Regions from separate parts of the Mus musculus genome. Here region 1 is linked to region 2. A link is a loop called in an ENCODE intact Hi-C map of the cell type or tissue named here. Cell type or tissue: gastrocnemius. All regions are shown on one strand. Each heading gives the region's core, and the rest is flanking DNA. Links, peaks and the distances in the headings are about the cores only. Region 1 overlaps Vps54 (VPS54 GARP complex subunit). Region 2 has its middle 63 kb from the start of Ugp2.

Region 1 (12,197 bases), core at 2,034-10,033, 120 kb after region 2:
TGAGATTTAAAAAAACAAAAAACAACAACAATAAAACTGAAATTAATGCCAGCAGGACAATGATTTTCTTCATCCGAGGAACACCAAAACCATCTTTATACAAAAATTTTTATAGTATTGAGTGATGTGGATAATGTAATTTAATCCATTTGGGGAAAAATCCTGTACTTCATAAACAGGCAAGTAAAATATAATTTAGTTTGGCTTTCAAGGTTTTAGTAGCTTACCAATGTAGAATGGGACTCTTGTTAGAAAACTAGTATGTATGAAATACTCAGCTTTCAGCACAGTGACTTAGTAACAGCCACAGGCTCACTCACAGCACCATGGCCTGCTGGAACATAGCAGATGCTGGTGGAATATGTGAAACTCCTACCCTACCAGCGAAAGCAGCTTCTTCCCCCTCCAACTGTGGCTAACACGGAAAGTAACACTTTACAGACCATTAAGTGTCTTATCCATTACAGCCTTGAATTTTAATCGGTGATTTAAATGAACTGCTAAGTAAACAATGTCTCTAATCTATTCACAATCTAAATTTGAAAGAAAATGACCTAACCTAAAGGTCATAATTTCTTGATCTATATAATGCCTGACCAGCCAATTTCACAACAAGAGAATGGATCATAAATAATATTTAGCTAGCAACATGATTTCATTTAGAATATCCAGTTTTCTAGTCACTCTTGGAAATACTACATTAACTTTAAATAAGGTAAATCAAGGCCCAGTTTGACTAAGCAAATGTCTTAAGCTTTGAACTGTTCTATTTGGTTGGATGGATGAGTTTAATTACAAGGATCAGTGGGAAGCCAAACTGTTTTCTTCCTACAGAATACCAAAATGGACCTTATTCTGATCCTTTCATTACTGCTTCGAAATCGGCTCTGAATCAAGACATTAGGCACCTCTGGTTTCTAAAAAAGTGATATACTTCTCTTGCTTTTAGTTTAGCTTTGACAACAGACCACCTATAATCAATATTTTATGTTACTCATAGGTGGTTTTCAGGCATTAGAGAGATGGCTCAGCAGTTTTGAGTACTTGTTCTTGCCGAGTACCCGGGTTAGTTCCTAACACCCACCTAGCAGCTCACAACTAGGGGCTCCAACTCTTCTTCCCCCTTCTCTCTGACGTCCAAGGACACTAGGCATATGCATGATGCATAAGCAGATATTCAGGCAAAACAGCCAGACCCATGTTTTTTTGTTTGTTTTTTTAAATGAGTATGTGCCACACCAAGGAAATCATACTGAAGTTTAGCAAGTGATTGGTACTTTTTACTTTTTGTGACACACACACTTTAACAATACTAGAGACTGAAGCCTGGGCCCCACAGATGCAAGGTAAGTGCTCTACCACTCAACAACAACCAGCCTTGGCATCTTGTCTTCAATTTTCTATGAAAAATGGTTTTGTTGGGGTTTCTTTTTGTTTTGAAAACATCTTTATCACACACCTTTAGTCCTAGCACTTGGAAGCAGAGGTAGGAGGATCTCTTGGGGGGGGGGGGGAGAGGGGAGAGAGAGAGACCCGCAAGAGCCAGTCCCTGTTTAAAACTCAAACAGTCCCTCAACCACACACACACACACACACACACACACACAATCTTAAGAAAATTCCAGCACAGATAAAGAAAGTGGATTGTTTAAGATTAGATAAAAGCTATAAGTGCCAAGCTAGAACTTAACCAAACTTAATGAAACAGGATTCCTACGGTTTTTAAATAACAATACTATTTCAACAGTAGATTATTTTTCAGAATCAATTTTATAAATGAGGCCATTTCTTCAGTCCAGGGACCCCAGAGTGGAGCTTTGAGTTCTGTCATGACACAGCAGCTAAGCACTGACAAACCTTACTAGCACACAGAAATAGTAGGAAGGTACTATGTATGATAACAGCAGAAAAAAAAAAAAACAACATGAAGAATAACAAGAAATCAAGCAACTGAGTTATGGAGCATACAGTGAGAACATTAGGAAAATATCAAGAATCATTCATACCCATTTTGAGGTCCTCCGTCATTTATTACATTTAAGTGTGATAACTGTTTTTTCAAGTGGAGTTTGTAACTTGCATTAATTCTTAAAAATAACATCTGAAAAAGAAGAGTAAGTTAAAGTTTTCCTGAAATAGAAGCTGTAAGTATCCGTTACCAATATACAGAGAAACATTCTTTCAAATCTTTGTTTTGCCATCTACTTTTATGATGGTTCCTCTCAAGTACTGAGCTGTCTTTAATAGCTCTATGGTTTTTCTCTACAGTTGGACAAAAGCTCTTTTCCCTGGTCAGCAGTATTTCTTTCAGCCATAAAATTCCCTTTGTATATATTGGAAGAATTTCTAGAGGGATACATAGAGTCAGAACTAGGTTAAAATAAGACACAGTAGTGGAAAGAAGGGGTAGGGAAACAAGATATGATAGAGGCAAAGCTACTTTTACACTTTTAATAGACAACCTAAAATTCTATGATTAAAAAACCATGGAAATAATTTCATATATCTACTTTCCAAGGGAACATGTATGCACCTGTGGGAAGGCTAGGCAGTTACTGGTGTTCAAATGGTAATAAGAGCATGCAAGCCTGTCTGTAACTCCGGGCCAATCTCAGCAGATGAGATCCCTGATGTGGATCTTGGGTAAATCAGGTCAAAAAGCCAGAGATGAGGGAACCTTACTTGTTGGCTGAGAAAGCATGTAGCCATCTCCTCAGAACTTAAACAACCCTCCTAAAGGGAGGAGAAAGGCTTGGACCCAAGGCTCAGGAGGCTCGGAGTTACGTCTCACAAGACCCCTCTCTACAGGTACAGAGGCAGTAACAACTGCTCACAGATTTCTGGAACTCCTTGCAGGCTTCAAAGCTCCAGGAATACAACTGCTTTTGAGTCACCTATGCCCCTGTAAGTAACCCTAATAGGACGGAAAAAAAAAAAAAAAAAAAAAAAAGTAACCCTAATAAACTCACTGGACCACCAGGGAGACCTGGATGAGCTGTTCCAATGGCCTGCTCCTGGTATCCTCCCAGGGGATTAGATGATGCTAGGTTACTGTGATTACAGAAAACCTAGAAGTGCATGAAGAATGGATGTTCAAAGAGCACAACAGGAAATGCAAGAACATGGTCACTAAGGATGCCACCTCCTCCATACCACCTCTATGTATACACAAACCATAGAAACAGTTCTGGATAGCAAAAACCCTCATGGAAGTTAAGCCCACTGTTATACGCTAGCTTTATATTCTAACACTGTATCTTCTACAACTGGCTTTAATGAGAGCACCTATTTTAAGGTAATTGTTTTGAGGTTTCACGGCAGAGAAGCAAGGGCACAGTGGCATAGAGGTCCCAGGAAGAAGCGGATACACCTCTAATTCCTGCCCTATCCCTTATCAGGTGAGGTGTCTCCAGCCTTTTTACCACAGATCATTCATATTCACCTAGTAAGTGTTAGTGATTTCCTTATGTAAGTGCTAATTTTATTCACTCTACCACTAATTTCTTCCACACCTGATCTGTACTACAACATTATGCAATTCATTGATAAATGCCAACTCTGACTTTCACATGAACAATGGGAAGAGTGAAGTAAGTAGCAGTAGGGACCTCCAGCAATGGGTTACTAGATCTATGTCTTAGAATGTGGTGGTGGTGTTAAAGTTCTCACCTAACAGAACAAGAGATTGTTTGAAATGAAAACATGTTATCCATGCCTCACTGATAAATTATCAACCTAAAAAAACTAAAGCCATCATTTTAGAACATGAGCTAACCTTAACTCGATCAAAAGCATGTACAAACTCCCGTACTGAATGGGTACAAAATGTTAAAATCAGAAAGGTGGCTTTCAGAGTTACCACTCACCTGTGTTTGTTCTTCGGGAAGAAGATCAAATATAGCTTCATGCATTTTTGTCATTTGCTTACAAATATTCCTGAAACACGGGGAAGGAACAGGAGCTTTCACCTCATACTGGCAAGGGGATAAAGAGAGGGTGTGCTTAGTCTTCTGGACAATCTCTGAGCTGTGTCTTCTGTGCCTCAGTACATCTAATTGGTATAGTCTTCAGCTAAGGCTTGGACTACTCATACAAGTCTTGAGAAACTCTTGTTCAATATCTTCATCTACTTTATGGGAACTAAAACAGCTCAGTAGCTAAGACCACAGACTGCTTGCAACCTCAAACTGTTTGGGTTTAAACTGAAGCTCCTTACTTCCTATCTATTTCATATAAACAGCATCGTAAATCTGTGACTTCTGTGGGTGGCTTCTACCAGGTGATGCTTTCCTGACCCCTCCTTGCCATGACACCCAGCTGTACTTCCTCCCTTTTCTGGCTGATACAGTGTGTTACACTATGAGTATGTTTCCTTCACCACTGTCAGCTGATGGAAGTCTGCGCTGCTGGGAACTGTGCTATGATGAGCGTCTGGGTAAGGGTTTGGTGTGGGTATCACTTTTGCTCTCTTGGGCGTGTCTGGAAGAAGTCAGTGGGTCACGTGAACTCCATGTTATCTGAGCAGGAGCAGCTGCACCATTTCATAACACTGGCAAGAACACTAAGCTCCCTGCCTCCTCACAGAAAACTATTACTGTGTCTGGAGTTCTGATGTGGTTTTAAACTATCCTAATTGTAGAAGTTGAGGCAGAGGACGACAGGTCCCAAGGCAAGGAGCCTTCAGAGACCCTGGCCTCACTGCTGCCTGCACAGAGGATGACTCTTTTAAGTCAGCCCATGCACAGTCATTTGCTTTGGCAGCCCTAGAATGGGTAATCCGTCTCCTGTATGACTAGCTCTGCATCCCCTGATGGTGACATTCTGGCCTGCTTCACCTTCACTGTCCATCCTTCAGTCAGCTCAATCTTATACAGCGTCAATTCACAACTCGTAAAACTGGCCACCACCCCAGAGAGCTTCTCTTACTCTTAACATTCTTCTTACATTTCTTTGGAGGAAAAAGGATCACTAGAAACATACTACCATGCAAACAGCACCATCCCTGGCTCCCTTGTGGCCTCTGACATCACTGCACACCCTCTACAGCACTGTGCCTTCTCCCCTCTTGACCATCACCCTCTTCTCCAGTTGTCAACAAGCAAGGATTCAGCATGAACCCCACAACTGCCCCTTTTCTGAAACTTGTTTTTATTAGCAAACTAAGAATTAGGTTGCATCCATCAATTCCAAAAGCATTATGTTGAACAAAAGGAGCCTGGTATAATAGGCTGCGGCTCCATATGCAGGACCTTCTGGGGAAAGCAAAACTAAGCTAAAAGTTCCCAAAGAAAAGGATTATCAGTATTTATTTTTTATATTTTGAGTATAGACATTTCATTTACTTTTAAGTTTTAAATCACCAAATTATACATTGTAAAGGATGAATTTTAGTGAATATAAATTATATGTGAATAAACCTAACTTAAACCAATTTCTAGCAATAGAGAATATTCCAGTATGTCACCTATTCTTGTGTGTGTAGCCTGGTGCATTAGTAAACTGTAGCTGTCACCTTTGTTACTATTAACAACAGCAGAATATTGGCAGCCAGTATTTACTAATAACATCAAATACATGGCAAAAAAACAAAAGGCACACCAAATGCACACGCGCATGAGCATGTCATATACACACCTACATATGTCCTATGTATCTAGAGTTATCTATAGAGTAAAAGCCACAATGCCTTAAACTTATGCAAAGCTTTAGCATTTATAAATATCATTACCTTTGATAACAGCTTATCAAATAGGCTATCCATTATCGCTACAAGCTTAGCTGAAATTTCAGCTATATGATCATGGTAATCCTGTAATTAGAAATAATACTGCATTTTAAAGTTCTGTAAGTCTTATTTCCAAAAAACTTAACAATTACAGAATGCATCTGTGAAATTCCAGGAGAGAATGGGTGGAGGTACCTTTGTGATGTGATCAAAATGTCTAAGCATGCTCCATTGCTTGGGGGGCAGTCGGGCTTCAAAGTGAGCCCGGATCACGGGAATGTAGTGCACAATCAACTGCAGACACCGTGAAGAGAGGGCTGACGTTGAGTAGATATGAACGCAGAAACAAAGATATCAGTGGACTTAATGTCATCAAATTAAGTAAGTACATTTGTACTAATTATATACAAAACCAGTTTATTTCACAAATGAAAAGCACCATGGCAGAAAATATATTTCATTTTGTGTAAGAAAATAATTAGGTAACGAGCACACTGCTTTCTCACTGGACCTGTTAGCAGCCAAGAGGCCACTGACACAGCTGCTCCTACTTTTTAATGTGCATTTTCCCATAAGACTTCACAAATTATATTTTAGAAAGTGACACATCTTCCATACAACTTCCATACATACAATGGGTAACTCTCTAGAACACACATGTGCATGCACACGCACCCACACACCCACACACCCACACACACTACATCCCATAAACATTCACTACAGCACCTGCCACTTTACAGGCTCTTCTCTGAGCCAACAAACATCAGCCATAAGAACGATACAAAAATGACATCATTCTAGCACCTCAGTATGGGGAGTAAATGGAAGAATTCATACCCAAGTTTTTTGTAGTAATTGTTTTTAGTCCAACAACTTGCAAAGCACCAGCTCCAAGAACTAACTGGCAACTTCTTGAATTGAAGTACTAACAAAAAATAAATAAATAAATTAATTAATAAAATAAGGAAAATAATCACTTTGAACAGTTCATTGAAGTGTTAACTGCTCACAGTCACAAAGACACCCCTCCTCTTCTCACCTTCTCATTACAAAACTTGAATTTATGTTTTAGCTGGATTGTTTTTTCTTTGAAACAGATATCACTCCACGGTGCATGCTGGCCTAAGCTTACTATATAATACAGGCTAGTAATTCTCCTGCCTCAGCCTCCAAAGTGCTGAGATTAGAGGACTGACTCATTATAATGGCCTGGTATTATGAATTTTCTGGTTAAAAAAAAAAACAATTAGAACCTACTTATGCATCAATTAAAAGGGAGACAGCAGGTATGCTCCATACTGACTTCTGGTGGGAGAGTGTGAATGAGCGGGCGCTGATTCTGTGACCTCTTGGGGTCCTTTCCCTCTGTTGGTTGGCTTTGTCCAACTTCAATGTGGTGATTTCTGTTCTATCTCATTACATCTAATTTGTACATTTTTGCTGTTATCAGAAAGGGAATGGATAGGATGGGAAGAGAGGTGGGACGGAACTGGGAAGAGGAGAGGGAGGGGAAACGCTAATCATCAGATTATGTGAGAAAAATACATCTTAATTCACAAGGGGTAGGTAAGGTAGTTTACTATCGTAGCACATAAAGACATTATTACAAAATAGCTGAAATTATCACCATTTCACTTCCCATTAATGGTTCTGGAAAAGTGACATCATAGCAGATAAAGTCTCTGGACATCCCAAGCATGCATGTGAAAGCAGCATCCCTGCTCTGACCTGAGTGACGTCATGCTCAGCACCTGTCTCCAGGGCTATTCGCAGCTCTAAGGATGTTAGGCCATGTGAGCACACATGAGTACAAACGAGCATGTGTGCACCTCACACCTATGCACACACTGAATGTGGAGTGGACAGCGCATGATCAGTATCACAAAACCCCTACCCTAGAAATATCGTGGTAAGTGTCTCCCAAGTTAAGAATTAGTTATACTCCGGCTGTTTTTCAGATAAACAGGTAAAGCTGTCCTCACCTTCAGCAGATCTGTCAGGCGAGTGAGCATGTCAGTAGTGACGGAGGGGATGTTATCCACACACTGGCAATATTCAAGAATGATTCTTATTAACAGCAAGACGGTTCTAGGAGAAAAGGGTAACCCTCAGACACTCACCAAGAGTCAAACAACCAGTTAAAAACATCTATGGAAACACACTAATCTTGGTAGTTGTATAATTCCAGAGTCATCTAAGAGACTGATAATGAATTTGTTCTCAAACTCTGTGCTGTAGAAACACCATTCTCTGTATGGCATTCTGTTGTTGTTTTTTAAGATTTATTTATTTTTATTATATATGTATAGGTGGTTTTAGTGTGTGTGTATAGATCTGTGCACCGTATGTGTGCAGTGCCCAGGGAGGCAAGAAGACAGTTTTGGATCCCCTGGAGTTTAACTGGAGTTAAAAATAGTTGCTGACCACCAGGGGTGGCTGGGAACCAAACTTGGGTTCTCTGCAAGAAAAAAAAGCATTTTTTTTTTACTGATGAGAAATCTTGTCATTCCCTCAGCATGGCAATTTTAAGCAAGTCTCTACTATACAGCAAGTACTCCAATTTGGGGACAAATCAGAAACAATGAGAAAAAGACTAGCCAGGGGGTCTGGTTGCTCATGTAAACTTTAGTCTACAATTATGGCTCTTAAATTAATGAAAGGAGCTTAACCTAGATTTTCTTAATAAGATGAAAAAGAATCTATAATGTTTTTTTTCCATTTTTTATTAGGTATTTAGCTCATTTACATTTCCAATGCTATACCAAAAGTCCCCCATACCCACCCACCCCCACTCCCCTACCCACCCACTCCCCCTTTTTGGCCCTGGCGTTCCCCTGTACTGGGGCATATAAAGTTTGCGTGTCCAATGGGCCTCTCTTTCCAGTGATGTCCGACTAGGCCATCTTTTGATACAAATCTATAATGTTTTAAGGAGACCATAACATCCTAGGAATTTATAGAGTGGTCACAAAAGGTTCTCCAAAAATGATCAATTATGAGTTTAATAGCAGGACAGGTCACAAATAGAGAAGACACATCATTTATTGCAGGTTATGTACAACTTCAGTTAAGGGGAGGAAAGAATGAATTAATATAAAATACTTAAATTAACTCAGCTGTTCAGAAATGAGAAAGCCATGTTAAATGTTTTCTAAAAATCAGTAGGATATTAAAAACTAAAATTCAAGAGAAGCATTGGGCCTTTTAAACTCATCTTGGAGGTCAACATAGGTGCCATGTCTAGTTCAGCATCTACTCTGAATGACAGGCATCTCCTTTAATGAATCCACTGCATAGCATTTAAACTCTTCCCTTAGAAGAAGCACTAATTCCCCTTTAGCCAGGAATAGTCTTTTTTGGCGACAGTCTCTTTTCTTAAAGAACCAGGAAAGCTAGCTTCCAAGGGGAACCATTTTTATCAAGTGCACAAAATGTAGCTGAATAACAAATCAATAAAGACAGAAACGGCACTTCAATTAGAGGTGTGAGATTACAGGGGTTCAACAGCTTTGTCTTCCCCAGAGAAGCAAAGATTCCGGAGAATGAAAAGGAGTGCTGCTGTTAAATATACACGCTCTAGTAACTTCAAAGTGACTAGGCAGAAGCTTCCAGCGTCTGAAAGCTGAAAACACGGCAGCCAGTAACCCCCTCACCTCTGCAGAACTCAAGAGTTCTACCAGGAAAACATATACAGAAAGAGGCACTTGTACCCTACTACACTATCTTGACAAGATACTACTTTCCTTTGGGGTGGGGGGCAGCTATTTCAGAAACAGTGAAAAGAAGCAAAAGCAATGTTTAAGCTATTCAATGCTTTAAAGAGAATGAAGTACTTAAAATGTCATAAAAGATGCAGTACAGATGATGGTATGTTTCCAGGTAACTTGAATTAGAGATGTATTTATTCAAAAAAGAGAAAAAGATCTATTGGGTCCAATGATAATGGTGAACTATGCTAAATCATACACAGAACAGCAATAATTTTATAAATATAACTGATTACCACATTTTGAGTTCTACTGTCCACAAGTAAAACTACTGTGCTATCCTATACACTGAGAAAGTTGTAGAGAAAAAAAGCAGCAAGAGACTGGGGTGGTAATAATGGTACCAAGCAGTTATTACATGGGCCTTGGGCTGCTTCACATATTTCCTATTACACGGGAAAACCAGGGCCTTCCTTTCTGTGAAGCTAGTGGAGTCTCTGATGGATAAACCATATTACAAAGTAATATAAACTAAAAGAAAAATTGTAACATTTCCCTAAATACTTTACAGCTTTTACCATTGTTATTCCAAGCTTAGCAATTCACTCCAAGGGAGAACTAGAAGATGAGCTTCACAGAGAAATGCGCTACTCACCCGACAACTGCATACTGGTGTCCCTCAACAACAAGAACATCAGCTGGCTTCCTTTCTTCTGTAACTAGCAAACAAAGCAAACAAGAAAGATAGGGAACAAGATGAAAAAAAAAAATCACTAGAGAAAAAAATTAAAAGGGTAGTTCCTGCTTAGACCCCAGAACTAGCTCATTTTTGAAACAAGTATCTACTGTGCCTTGGAAAGTTGTATGGCACTGTGAAAGAAGTTAGATGTAGATCTGAGTCCCACTACTGCAAGTACGGGCTGTATGAATATAAGTTATTCGCAATTAAAATGATCTGTCTCTCAGTAGTTGAATGATAGCCTGTGTAAATTAGTAAATAATGTTTTTCAAGTTAGAATTAATTTAGATGGGCTAGAGAGACGGCTCAGCAGTTAACACTGGTTACTTTCCAGAGGTCCTGAGTTCAATTCTCAGTGACCACATGGTTGGTGGCTCACGGCCACCTGGAAAGGGATCTGATGCCCTCTGCTGGCACGCATGTGTACACAGAGGCAGAACACTCAAAAATTAAACAAAATACATTAAAAAATAAATGTTAAAAAAGAAAAAAGAATTAGCGAAGAACTAAGATTTCAATACAGTAATTAATTTCCAGCATGAGATATCTCTTATCACTAGGAAACAAAATTCAGCATATAAAATAACTTAGATCACAGTCCTGGAGCAGCCAAATTAATTAGCTTACCAAAGTCATGTCAGTTTCTGATCAGTCCAAGTATGTGTTCCCTCTTTTCTTTCATGCAAAGAAAGTTAAATTCTAATCATAATTCAAATTGGATGTCTATTTGTTTTGTGACAGGAAGCATTCTTCTTTCTTTTTTTTTCCCTTAGATATTTTCTTTATTTACATTTCAAATGCTATCCCAAAAGTTCCCTGTACCCTCCCCACGCCCTGCTCCCCTACCCACCCACTCCCACTTCTTGGCCCTGGCATTCCCCTGTTGGGGCATATAAAGTTTGCAATACCAAGGGGTCTCTCTTCCCAATGATGGACGACTAGGCCATTTTCTGTTACACATGCAGCTAGAGACATGAGCTCCGGGGGAGTACTGGTTAGTTCATATTGTTGTTCCACCTATTGGGTTGCAGACCCCTTCAGCTCCTTGGGTACTTTCTCTAGCTCCTCTATTGAGGGCCCTGTGTTCCATCCAATAGATGACTGTGAACATCCACTTCTATGTTTGTCAGGCACTGGCATATCCTCACATGCGTCAGCTATTATCAGAGTGACAGGAAGCACTCTTAATTAACTCTCTATTGTGCACAGATAGGGTGAGGCACAGCAGATAAGAAAAAGATCCTGATGTCAGTCTGCCTGAATCTGAAGTCCTTGTTCTGCAACTACTTACATAACTGTGTAGGGCTCAAGCACCTGTGTTTGTTAAAAGCTTAGTGTGAGGACCATCAATGACATAACATCTATAAATGGCTTAGAATATCAATGCCTGCCGGCAAGCAATCACTCATTATTACATGTCAAGTAGCCTTCACTTCCTGGTGCCCACATCAGTCTCTAGTGAGTCAGTGAGATGTGGATGGGGCATGGCACCCTTACGGGGTTCTGGCAGCACACAGCAAAGCAGGAAAAAGCACAAGGTTGAAGCACGAGGTTAAAGCAATCACTCTATAACTTTAATCGAAAACCTATTTTGTTTGCATAATGTAGAATGTAGACTGTAGGCTGTGGGACAGAGGTATGCCCTCATCGTCATCAATATACAGTGGGAGGAACCATGTGTGACAAACTACACATACCCACTGGCTTTTTTTCAGGTAAAGCAATCTTTCCATCCGCTATAGAATCAACAAGATCCTGAAATTCTGCAGGAACATCAGCCTGCTTCCAACGCTCGTTGTCTAAGAGGAGGCTGTTCAAAAGGAAAGGAAAAAATGGTGAACTTTAACAGGCACATCTCAGGATCAGTCGTTAGCTAGAAGGAACAGAATAAACTGGACCCACCCACTAACAGAACAAACAGGTGTTTGTCTCTTAGCCTAGCCAAAATCAGCTAAGAAAACCAATTTAGTCAACCCTGAGAAAGAGACATTCAGTGAGGATCAACTGATAAAAGACTTCAACA
Region 2 (12,197 bases), core at 2,472-10,471:
TGGGAATAGATCTACCTGAAGACCCAAAAGATGCTCCATCATGCCACAGAGGCACATGTTCCACTAGGTTCATAGCGGCCTTATTTGTGATAGCCAGAAGCTGGAAACAACTCAGATGTCCCACAACAGAAGAATGGCTATAGAAAATGTGGTTCATTTACACAATGGAATACTACTCAGCTATTAAGAACAAGGACATCCTGAGATTTGCAGGCAAATGGATGGAACTAGAAAATATCATCCGGAGTGTGGTAAATCAGACTCTTAAGGACATACATGGTCTGTACTCACTAATAAGTGGATGTTAGCCCCCCCCCCCAAAAAAAAGTACAGAATATCGAAGATACAGTCCAGGGAAACTCAAAAACATCAACTAGCTAATGTGCCCAAGTGAGGACGCCTCAGTCCCACTTTGGAGGGAGAAGAAAGCAATCACAAGTGGGGAGGGAAGGAAGGATCTGGGAGGGAAAGTGGATGGGGGGTGCTGCAGAAGTGTCACGGAGAAAGGAACCTGATCTGGTATTGGGTGAGGGAAAAGCAAAAAGAAGGAAACAGGCAACCTCAGGAGATAGGAGGTTGGGGGGACTCTCCCGAATGCACCAGAGTCCTAGGAGGTGAGAGACTCTCGGGACTAAAAGGGGGGGGGGACCTTAGATGAAATGCCAGACAGTAGGGAGAGGGAACTTATAGAGCCCACCTCAAGCAGGAAGTCAAGTCATCAAATGAGGGAGAGGAGGGTCATCCCACAGTCACAACTCTGACCCATATTTGTTCCTGTCTGAAAGAATTACAAGATGGAAATGGAGAGGAACCTGAGGAAAAGAAGGTCCAGTGACAGGCCCAAAGTGGGATTCAGCTCAAGGGGAGGTCCCAAGGCCTGACACTATTACTGAGGCTATGGAGCATTCACAAAAAGGGACCTAGAAGATCCAACAAGCAGCTGAAAGAGTCAGATGCAGATATTTGCACCCAACCAATGGACAGAAGCAGCTGACCCCTGTTGTTAAATTAGGGAAGGCTGAAAGAAGCTGAGAAGGGTGATCTTGTAGGAGGACCAGAAATCTCAATTAATCTGGACCCCGGAGATCTCTCAAACACTAGACTACCAAACAGACAGCATACACCAGCTAATATGAGGCCCCCAAGACACATACAGAGAGGACTTCTGTGTCTGTGTTCATTCAGAGATGATGCACCTAACCCTCAGAGATTGGAGACTCCAGCAAGTTTAGAGGTCAGGTGGGGTTGGGGGTGGGGACATCCATGTGAAGACAAGGTTTTGATGATGGCTATGTAGTAAGAGGAAGAGGAGGAGGAGGAGGAAGTGGGAGATGAGGTGCTCCACTACCACCAAGGGGGCGGGGAGTACCACCTCCAAGAGGTAGAACTGGTTATTCACAGAGGGGGGCACCTTTGAGACCACCAAGAGGCTCAAGGGGTGGCAGAGGGGGTCCTGCACAACAGAAGAGAGGCCGTGGTTCTCTGGAGCTAGGGGCAATCGAGGGGGCAATGCAGGAGGCCAGAGAAAGGCAGATGGGTACAACCAGCCTGATTCCAAATGTCAGACCAACAACCAAAAGAACTGGGGTTCCCAGCCCATCATTCAGCAGCTGCTTCAGCAAGGTGGTGACTATTTTGGTAACTATGGTTACAATAATGACAATCAGGAATTTTATCAGGATGCTTATGGGCAACAGTGGAAATAAATGAGAGTTTGAAAATGATTCTGTCAAGATCCAATTGGCTCTAGATCTACATTCTTCAAACAAAATTGGCGTAACTGTTTCATCTTTAAATAGCAGTTTGCTGCCATTTATATTCATCTGAAGAAGTCACTATTGTGTATATACTCAAGGCTTCTTATTTTTCTTCTTTTCTAAATGCTCTTGGGCATTATTGGGCTTGCAGAGTTCCCTTATTCTGGGGTTACAATGCTTTTATCGTTCCAAGCTTCATCTTAGCTTCAGAACAAACTGTTAAAGCATGGTTTTGCAAAGGACAGTTCTGTTTTTTTTTTATTGTTTTGGTTTTGGTTTTGGTTTTTTTTTTTTTTTAATTTGGAACAGGTTACATAGGAATATGAAGTATGCTGTAAATAAAACTACAAGCCAGTGCTTTGTCTTAGTAGTTTTAAGAAATTAAAGCAGACTTAAGTTTCCTTGTATTGAAAATAACCTATGACTGTATGTTTTGCATTCCTAGAAGCAGGTTAACTGTGTTTGTAAGTTGTTATAACCACACCTTTTTGAAATCTGCCCTACAAAATTTGTTTGGCTTAAACATCAAAGCCATGACAATTTGTTCTTGGATGTGATTGTATTTCCAACTTCTTGTTCATGTAAGATTTCAATAAAACGTAAAAATCTATTCAAAAGTTTCTCTGTCCAATCACATTAGGGCAGTGGCAAGGCCTGTGATTGGACAGGAAAAGGGAAGCGGAGCTAGGAGTTTGGGGGACAGGGAGAAGCCAACATGGAGGCAGACTAAGATGATCCTGAGCCCACGTGGGTTTAAACAGCCACAAGTAGCTAAGATGTTCACAAAGTTAGAATAATTAGGCTATAGCTTTATCTTTATCAATTGGCTATGAAATTATTGTATGGGCATCTTGTAAATTGTTATCTTATTGTTATATAAATCTGATTGGGTAATTAAGCTTTAAGAGTCATGTTTCTACTGGGTAACTAGGTGTTGAGATGGCTGATCGTGGGGGTGGAGGGAGCATTGCATAGAAGAGAGATGAATTAGCTAGCTGGAAGAGAGTAGTAGCTCCACGTGAGAACACACCGAGCTGGGCCCCGCCAGGACATAGTGTTGTAGCCCACTGGGAACACGGACCAGTGGGGCAGGAGAGATGGCGGGTTGACTTTTTAAATATTTCCCGAAACAACAAGTCAACTTATGAAAGACAGAGAACAGCTCAAAGAGATAAAAGCAAGAACACAGACAAATACTGCAGTCATCCTCAGAAGGGTCAGTCTCAGTCACCAGCTGCAGATTCGAGCTTGCTAAATGAAATCCTACAGCTGTTTGTTGCTTAAGGTTTTCCATGTAGCCACATCATCTTCCAGGTCTCTCCATTTATAGGAAGGATACCAGAATGTAAAACAATCATTCTCTTAACTACAGACAGGACCCAGAACCCCAAGGGCTTCTGCTCCTCTCTACCTTCATCAGCACCAGTCTGGAAAATACAGTGACTCCAGGACTCAGAGAATCTACTCAAGCTCCTCTCAGGCCAAGCCATCAGGGTGGGTCACTCTATGGCAGATATTGGTGAAGAACATTTCTGTGACCGGAATCTGAAGATAGGCTTACTAGTGATACAACCTAGAAAGAAACACTGAATATTTGATTGTATGGTACCAGAAAATATAAATAATTTCTGATTATCAGCTTTGCAGGCTACGAGAAGCTCAAAACCACTAAAGTAAAACGCATCTCCCTCACCTCCCAGCACTGTCTTCCTCCACAGCATGCTGCCATGACAGACACACAGTGGGGAAGCACAGATGTCTATCCCAACCGCTATGTTCACTGCAGTCTACTTACCACAGCTGGGGAACAGAAACAACCTGCCTGTCAATGTTAAAAGACAAAACGAAGCTGTAATTAATTTATACAATGGAATGTTACTCAGCCAAGAAAAGAAGAGGTTTCTGCCAGTTGCCACAATATTGAAGAACCTGGAGGACATTATGCAAAATAAGATAAGCCAAGAAAGAAAACAAATATCATATTTCATTTATATATGAAGTCTAAAGCGAAATGACAACCACACAGAGGGAGAGAGTGATGGTGGCTACCAGGGTGGAGAGGGGGGAAAGAAGTGAAGAGACATGGGTCCAGAATACAAAACAGGCCTCTGGAGTTATAAGACAAACAAAGAGAAAGATGGAGAATAACAGTAATTAATAACAGGGTATTGTATTCAGAGATCTTACTAAGTGATTATGGCCTCTCTTGACATGGGGTAGGGAAAGGTGAATGAATAACTGTTGGGCAATGACTATGCTAAATTCTTTTCACTATAATACCCATTTTATTATATGTATATATTATTCTATAGCACATTGTATATGTTAAATATGCACAATAAAATCAACACACAAACACAATGGAAAAGAATATTTGTCTCACTAGTGTTTATCCACCAAAAAGAAGCATCTTACATCTCTTAAAACTATCCAACAATGCCTGCACTGTGCTCCATCCAAACAATGGAATTCTATCTAGTCTTTAAAAGAATGTTAAAAAAAAATCATAACTGTTGCTAACCCTTCAAAGCCCTTCCTCTCAGCCAAGCACTACTGTGAGCACGTGGCAACTGCTCCCTTGGATAACTCACAACTGTATGAAATAGGAATTATTAGTGGCCCCAACTTTACAATTGAGGAATCTGTAAAGTAATTATTTCAATCAAAGGACATGTCCAAGGGCCAAATGACACTCAAAATTCAAATGCAGATGAGCTAACATCAGAGCTCACTCTGTGGCTCTTACATATCAAAACAAATGTTAATCATTTACTATTGTGGAAGACAAATAGACTTTAAAAACAGGTTAAACATGAGACACACAGATGTGTATCTATATATACATGTGTTCCTGTACAAGCAAACATGCATTCACGTACTCACACATACCACATACACATTAACAACTAAAATAAAATAGCTTGAAAAGTTGAATTCCCATTCAATAACAAACATTTAAAAGATTATATAGCTATATGTCTTAGTCAGGGTTTCTATTCCTGCACAAACATCATGACCAAGAAGCAAGTTGGGGAGGAAAGGGTTTATTTGGCTTATACTTCCATGTTGCTGTTCATCACCAAAGGAAGTCAGGACTGGAACTCAAGCAGGTCAGGAAGCAGGAGCTGATGCAGAGGCCATGGAGGGATGTTCTTTACTGGCTTGCTTTTCCTGGCTTGCTCAGCCTGCTCTCCTATAGAACCAAGACTATAAGCCCAGAGATGGTCCCACCCACAAGGGGCCTTTCCCCCTTGATCACTAATTGAGAAAATGACTTACAGTTGGATCTCATGGAGGCATTTCTTCAACTGAAGCTTTTTCTGTGATAACTCCAGCTGTGTCAAGTTGACACAAAACTAGCCAGTACAGCTATACAAAGAGAAATTATTGCAAGGCTAAATAAACATACTATAATGTTAATAATAGTACCTCTAAGCAGTTACAATAGTTACTTCCTTATATTTTTCTATACTTCCTACAATTTCCATAATAAATATTTATGCTAATTTAATGAGGACAATGTTTTTTAAGACAAAATTATTTGAGTAAAATAAGATCAACAATATGACCTTTGTGCAGGGCTTTCTGTTGTGAAAGGTGAAGAGAGTAACCAGCTCTCAAAGGACATGTCCAGATAGATCTATGATGAGGACCATTTTGCCTCAGAAGAAAATGAGCTTCAGACCCATTAGTGAGTACTAGGCAGATGATAGAGTGCTTGACTCAGGCAGGAACCTCCAACTTCTCAGATCTACTCCCTCCAGAATGTCTATAAAGAGATGGTATGCATAGAAAGTCAAGTTGAGTACCTGAATGCCCTTACAGAAAATGTCATTTGTCTGCAACAAATTATAAATCATTCCTCTCTCCACCCCTCCTCCTATCTCCGTGTAAAGACCTTGGGCTGGGTTGTTCTGGAACTCACTCTGTAGACCAGGCTGAGCCTCAAGCTCACTGAGATCTACCTGCCTCTGCCTTCCAAGTGCTGGGATAAAAGGCGTGGGTGTGGTTTACAACTCATTAAATTTAGTCCCAGAATGGCCTGGCAATAGCAAGAGGACACTTGAGTAGATTTTATTTTCAGTGGACGTACAACTTTGCTAAGAAGAAAAGGCGGGGAGGGGTTCGGATGCACCACTTCAGGAAAGAATTGTGTATATGTGACTTATGCAGGGTGTTCCACATTAGCTCTGATGAAGAAGCTGCTACATGCAATGCTTTTCGTGCATGGCTCTCTTTTTCCAGGCTGTGACAAGTCTGGGTCACATTTGGTGCATCCTCATAAGCGCCTGTGGAGACCTGTTTTCAACTTCCAGTCCAGTCTGGAGTTCCCAAGGGAAGTTATTACTTCGTTTGGCCTCACTAGCCCAAGACTTCACAGTGATTCATGTCTAGCAGACAGGGCTGGCCATCTAAATAGTATGCTTTTCTTGACCTTTCCCACAACCACTCCTAGAACCCAGGGAAAGCTGCCTGCCCTAGAGCAGCCACTCCTGTGGCCCCCACCCTCATTCCCAAAGGAGCTTCAGGAGAGCTTCCCTCCTTCCTACTGCCTTACATCGCCTCATTGCTGAGGCTCTGGCTACCTTAAGGTGGCAGCTCTGAGCAGGATTCTTCTTGAGCTCAGAAATAGTGCTTAGATTTAAAGCAAGCAAGCAGGCAAAGAACCTGTTCAAAATATCTTCAGTTTGTATTAAGAAACAAACATGTTTTTCATTGAATCCTACAGTTTCAGTTGCAATCTTAAGAGTCTTCAAGCAATCTTCAGGGCTCTTAAGAGAACAGGCCAAACAAATGCATAAGTATTAAACTGAAAGAAAGTATAAGACACCAGCTGCCAGAGTTACAATAGCCCTGGGTCCTCAGAGGCTGGTGCTCAGCTGCCAGGTGAGCGAAGCTTTCTTTGAAGCAGCCCCTCTGGGCTGCACCTTAAAGATAGGCTGGGTTTTCACAGACCAAGCTAGGAAGGGGAGGCAGGGAGAATGAAGTAGATAGATGGAAAAAATGGAGTTGTGAAAGAGTGAGCCTTTGGGTGGCAAAAAGTCCTGTTTCTGTAACTGAGGGATCCTGTAGCTAAGATGAACCTAAAAAAGATGACATGAGTCTATTGTAAGATGCACTCGATTGCAGAAATGTTTGCAATGTTTTTTATATAAAAATACACGTCTTGATGAAATCACCTATGTTGAAATTAAAAAGCATTACACGGTAGAAGTTCTCAAAAACCAGGTAAAAAGGGTAGATAATAAAAACAAACAAACAAACAACACCAGGGAGCCTCCAAAGGCTTCTAAGGAGAGGTGTAATGTTATGCCTACAGAGTTCTGGTTTCTTGGATAAGCCTGGTGTGGGATAGTTTGTGTTAGAACCAGCACACTAATATAGGTGGAGGGCACCAAAGGAGGGTGTGGGAATGGAAAGGCTTAGACACCGGAAAGTTTATGTGAGACAACTTCACAGGGAGGCAACTGAATGAGAAATCCAAGATGGAATGAAGAATCTTATTGTTTCCTTGGTGTATATTTTTCTTCTGAGAAATCTTTCTTTCTGCCATGGACCTGCTGTGTAATCCAGGCTGGCCCTGAACTTCAATCTGCCCTCCTCTCCTTCCCCCTCCTCCTCTCCCTCCTCCTCCCTTTTCTCCTCCCCACTCTCCTCTCCCTCCTCCTCCTGGATGTTGAGATAAAAGGCTTGTGCTTACCACACCCTGCTCATCTTCTGATTTTTACTTCATAATGCAATTTTTAAAAATTCTTTTCTTCCTCTGTCTAGTTTCAAAATATGTGAGTCATCAAAGCAAGCAAGCAAGCGACAGTCAAACACTGTAAGAGACATTGCAAGCCATAGGGGCAGGACTCAGTAATGGTGCTTGCCTATCACATGTGAGACCTACATTTGAACCCCAACACTGCAAAACAATGTTTTATGTCCACCTTTAGAGTGCTAACCTTTGCTTTATGTATCTCAGTCTATATTTTCATCCATGTTAATCTATCCATTCAGAGACAGAATAGAAGACTCGGCAGCCTCACTCTCCAGCATCCTCATCCTCTCTCCCACTCTATGCAGAGCTTTGGTGGTATCACACTTAGAATTCTATTTGGGTGTTAGATTCATACACGTTTTATGCCTAGTCATGGATGCTTTTGTGCTGTGCAAAAACATTCCCCATTAATAGGAGTAATTGGAAGCCAGCAAAAGCATATTGCAACCACCGGGACTTTGGTCCTGCTAATTCCTAATGACCTAATTTACAGCTGCTTCAGGTTTCAACTCCTCGGTAAGTACTACTTCCCGAAACTTTATTTTAATGTTCTTGCTCTTAAATTCTCATGATTGGATTAACATTTCCCCATCGTCGAATTAAGGTGTTCCATTCCCTTCTCTGAGAGAAAGTCAGAAAGAACAGAGATATGTAAGAAGTGTTTTGAAGAAAAAGGACGGCTGCCGATTACATTAGCAAAAGTTATGGGGGGGGGGGTTGTTCCTGAGTTTAGAAAAGCTAGTGGCTTAAGAGACAAATGCATAGTTAAAGCTAAAGCCAAGAGGCAAAAATGAGGTGACTCAACTGGTATAATCCTTACATTAGCTTAGAACATTATTGAAACTTTCAAAAATAAAAAAAGTAAAAGTGTTGGGTTTTACAACTTTGCTAGGCATCTTCCTTTGTTCCTCCAGACTGACTTACTATCTCCTTCACTCTGCTTTGACTCCAGAAGATGTTCTTAGGATTGCTGTCAGTACTCCAGCTTTCTACCTTAGTACTGGTTCAGAGTGGGTGAAGATGGGGGTGCTATGGAGAGCAGAGGTGAGGGAGCAGTGAATATTTATTCTCCAGCACTCTGATGCCACCGTGCCCAGTGTTGGGGGATTCTACTCCCAAAGGTCAATATTATTGTTAGAACCTGGTAAAACTCGTTCCAGTCCCATGTCAGACTTATGGGATAGTAGCGGCTTCTCATTGTTACTAAACCCGTAATTACCCGTAACCACTACTCGAACTTACCGTAATTTCTGTAAAACAATTTAATGGCTTATAAAGAATGAATTACTAACAACTCTCCACTACCCATATGGAGTATTACAACTCTTTGCCAACTGATAGGGAGCCCTGAGACATTCAGTAACCCTGTAGCTAGAGAAGCAAAGGCAAAAACAAATGCACAAAGACACCATAGATGGACAAGATCAGAGCTTTTGGGGACCAATGGGGACCTATTGGGCTGAATGATTGAGGTGAAGCTGGCTTTTATCCATGTAAAGAGTAAGCATGTCCATTGCACAGACCCCATGTGGGCAATAAACTGAAAATACAGCCCATGGAAGAGGGGGGTTATTTGTTTGTTTTGTTTGTTTTTCTTCTCCTTTTGGATTAAAGACCCATTTAACACTGTGCTTTGCAGTGTAGAGAAGTCTGAGTCAGGCTTCTGTTTTTGTCAGGAAAGAGAACAGTAGTCTAGAGAAGGAAGCAAGCATACCTTGGTAAGGAATGCCCGGTGAAGAAGCCATGGGTCTGAAACAGACTGCCTGCATTCTAGCCCCACCCTAAAGCATATTCATTATCAGGATGCTCCCTCTAGATCAAAGGAAAACGGCTCACCTTCCTAAAAGGAAGTCCAGGGAAACAGAACAGTGGGCATCAGTGGGGAGAAACGTGTCTTTGATTGAATAGTCTCTAAATGTAAAGGCTGAGAAGTCCAAAGGGAAAGAAAGCCTGGGAGTGCTCTGGTTTAGAGTCAGGTTGTGCCAGCAAAGCTTCAGACAGAGTTGGCAGCACTGCAAGAGCGGCAATTTGCTCTTGAAGGAGGGCTGATAGCAGAGAATGATGGGCTGGTTTTGGTATAAACTGAAGGACGTTTTGTGTTGGCAAAAACTGAAAAGTTGGGTACATATGGGTTATAGTAGTTTTAAAGGGCTAAGTTAAGGTGTCTGGCAAATCAGAAGAAATTTGTTGGTAGAATCTGAAACACATTCCTGATTTTTTGAGAGTGATACTAAGAAGTTCCACAGATTTCCCTGGAACTGCTTCTGGGGTCAAAAGGTATGATTTGTGATTTGATGGGAATTATTTCCCATGTTGGAGAGACAAGAATAATTTATGGATTCTTTACAAAGCTGATGTGATGTTGTGGTTCCTATTTTGGAATCTTATAAGGAGCCAAATAAACTCTCCTTAGTCATATGAGCCTTGAAGGTTTACCAAGAACTTACCCTCTCCCTTGGCAAGCAAAGGGCCCCATGTGCCCAGGGAAAGAACACCACCTGACATCTCTAATGCAATGTGGAACCTCGTTTGCTTTATATGAGCAGTGATTCCAGGCATCATCCAAAAACATTGCTGCAAATTATTAATTCAGATCAGATGCAGTTCCATAAATGTTTTGCAGCAGCTCAAGAGGATAAATTACTAAGTAATAAATGCTGGCTCTCATGTAAAGATTAATTTCTCCTGTCCTTGAAAAGTGTCAATTAAATTTTAAGGGTCTGACTAGCCTGGTATCTTAAAGTTATATCCTGAGATATTGAGAGTTGAAGTCATATGGTCTTGGGACAGGAGAAGGAAACAGTGGGTAAGAAAACACTTCCCAAGCATGAGGACATAAATTCAAATCATCTGAACTCATGTGTGTGGTGAAGACACAGAGACAGACAGACAGACAGAAAGACATGGATAGAGAAAAGATAGACAAACAGACACGCACAGAAAGAGAGAGAGAGAGAGAGAGAGAGAGAGAGAGAGAGAGAGAGAGAGAGAGAATGTAGGCATGCCAGCGTGTACCTGTAACTCCACTGCTATGAAGGACAAAGACAAGATGCTCTTTAGAGCTTGAAGGCCTCTAGTCAAGCTCCAGGTTCAGCGGAGACCATGTCTCAGGGAAATAGAGTAGAATCAGAATAGAACACCTATCATCCTTCTCTGGCTTCTGCACACAGGCATTCATGTCTCACACACACACACACACACACACACACACACACACACACACACACTCTCACAAAGACCTAAAGTCCAAATACAAATTATTCTGTGAATCAAATATTTCTTAGTGTTTGATCTACTGTGTGCTACAACGAATTATATATAATTGAGTTTTCAAAAAAAATTGTACTTCAGAAACATTTTCCATTTCTGCAGATATAATACTCTCTTCACCAGAATTCACGACCCTTCCATCCTCGGGAACTTTTCCAACTGGAAAAAAATACGCCCCTATAAAGTTAGTTCTGCCTAATATAGCCCTATACCATCTGATCAAAGAGTTCATGTACCTGGCTTCATGCTGCCCTGACTCCTTGTCCCCTTTTGAACTTTCTAATTAAATCTGAAGTCATCTTTTCCCAAAGCATGTGACTCGGGCAGCATAATGTCACGGATCAGGGCTAAACTATTCTAGACACTGCATTAGCAGCCAAGGGGTGACTCCTTGGACTAGGCTATTCAGGGTTCCCTGAGGACTTGCTCCATGGCAACCACGCCACATGGACTCCAATAGTTTTGTAATTCTGAGTTACATGGCAAGACTTATGATGGTGAGCTCATTTGCTGGGTGTGTTATTTGGACACGTCATTTGACTTATACTAACCCGGACAAAACCTCCAGGAGAAGGAAAGGATATAGGCTCTGATTCACTCTGTTCTAACTCCGCTATGGTTCTAATTCAATGACACACAAGGGCCAGCCAGCATGACTTGATTAAGTAGATAATTATAAGTTTTTGTATTTGTTCCTACAGTCTTACTGGCACTGCAGAATGGGTGTGGGCTGTATATCAGTCAAGCCTCACACAGGTCAACGAGAATGTCCTAAGTGGCAAGGTCAATGGGAACAGAAAGTCAGACATTCTGCATGAATTCTTGAAAGGCTACTATGATAGCTAAATTAGAGCAGTCTTTATGTCAGTTTGCCCAGAAACAGAGTGATAGTTTCTGGGAAAGTAGACAGATGTTTTTCTACATAGCAATTAAATCATGAATTTGTCAAAGTTAGTCAAACATTCAACATGCAGATTTCTAGGATGACAGGAAGAGATGAGACTGAGAACAGACCTGACTCCTGGCACCTTACATTTCTTTTCAGATCTCCCCAGAAAGAAACTGAGCAGACTTCATTTCCTCACTTAAAGCAATTATCTTATCTGGGTTTGAGATTAATTATACAGCAACGTGGCCAAAGGCAATAAATAATTCTGTGCTACAAATGGTTAAGGGAAATAACCAGGGCTGGAGAGATGGCTCAATGTTTAAAAGCACTTGTTCTTGCAGAGGACCCAGGTTCAGTTCCCAGCATCCACGTGGCAGTTCACAACAGTAACTCCAGTCCCAGGGGATCCAACACCCACTCTGGCCTCCATGGGCACCAGGCATCCATGTAGCACACGTATGCAAGCAAGCAAGAAAGGAAATAAAGAAAACAAGGAACACACTGGAGCCAGGGAACA

What was found. Hi-C counts contacts between places; a loop is a spot of excess contacts. Peaks named below come from ENCODE experiments on the same cell type or tissue, not always from the same donor. Only the 100,000 strongest peaks of a DNase experiment are listed, where the experiment ranks them.
Region 1: it touches region 2 in a loop (2.8-fold over the local background); 5 of 42 quality-filtered maps call a loop at or near these places.

The regions. Positions count from the first base shown.
Region 1 is chr11:21,306,696-21,318,892 of GRCm38, reverse strand. Vps54 (VPS54 GARP complex subunit) reads right to left here. Exons shown (of 23, transcript NM_139061.5): 15 at 11,872-11,984; 16 at 10,091-10,154; 17 at 7,711-7,816; 18 at 6,566-6,653; 19 at 5,921-6,042; 20 at 5,729-5,809; 21 at 3,867-3,974; 22 at 2,007-2,101. Among named protein-coding and RNA genes, the nearest start is that of Mir1933, 32 kb to the left of the region's middle. In gastrocnemius, for the core only: no CTCF peak of the experiment used is centred there; no DNase peak of the experiment used is centred there; H3K27ac peaks cover 3,152 bases.
Region 2 is chr11:21,428,015-21,440,211 of GRCm38, reverse strand. It overlaps the pseudogene Gm29812. Among named protein-coding and RNA genes, the nearest start is that of Ugp2, 63 kb to the right of the region's middle. In gastrocnemius, for the core only: a CTCF peak has its summit at 6,345; no DNase peak of the experiment used is centred there; H3K4me3 peaks cover 356 bases; H3K27ac peaks cover 4,938 bases.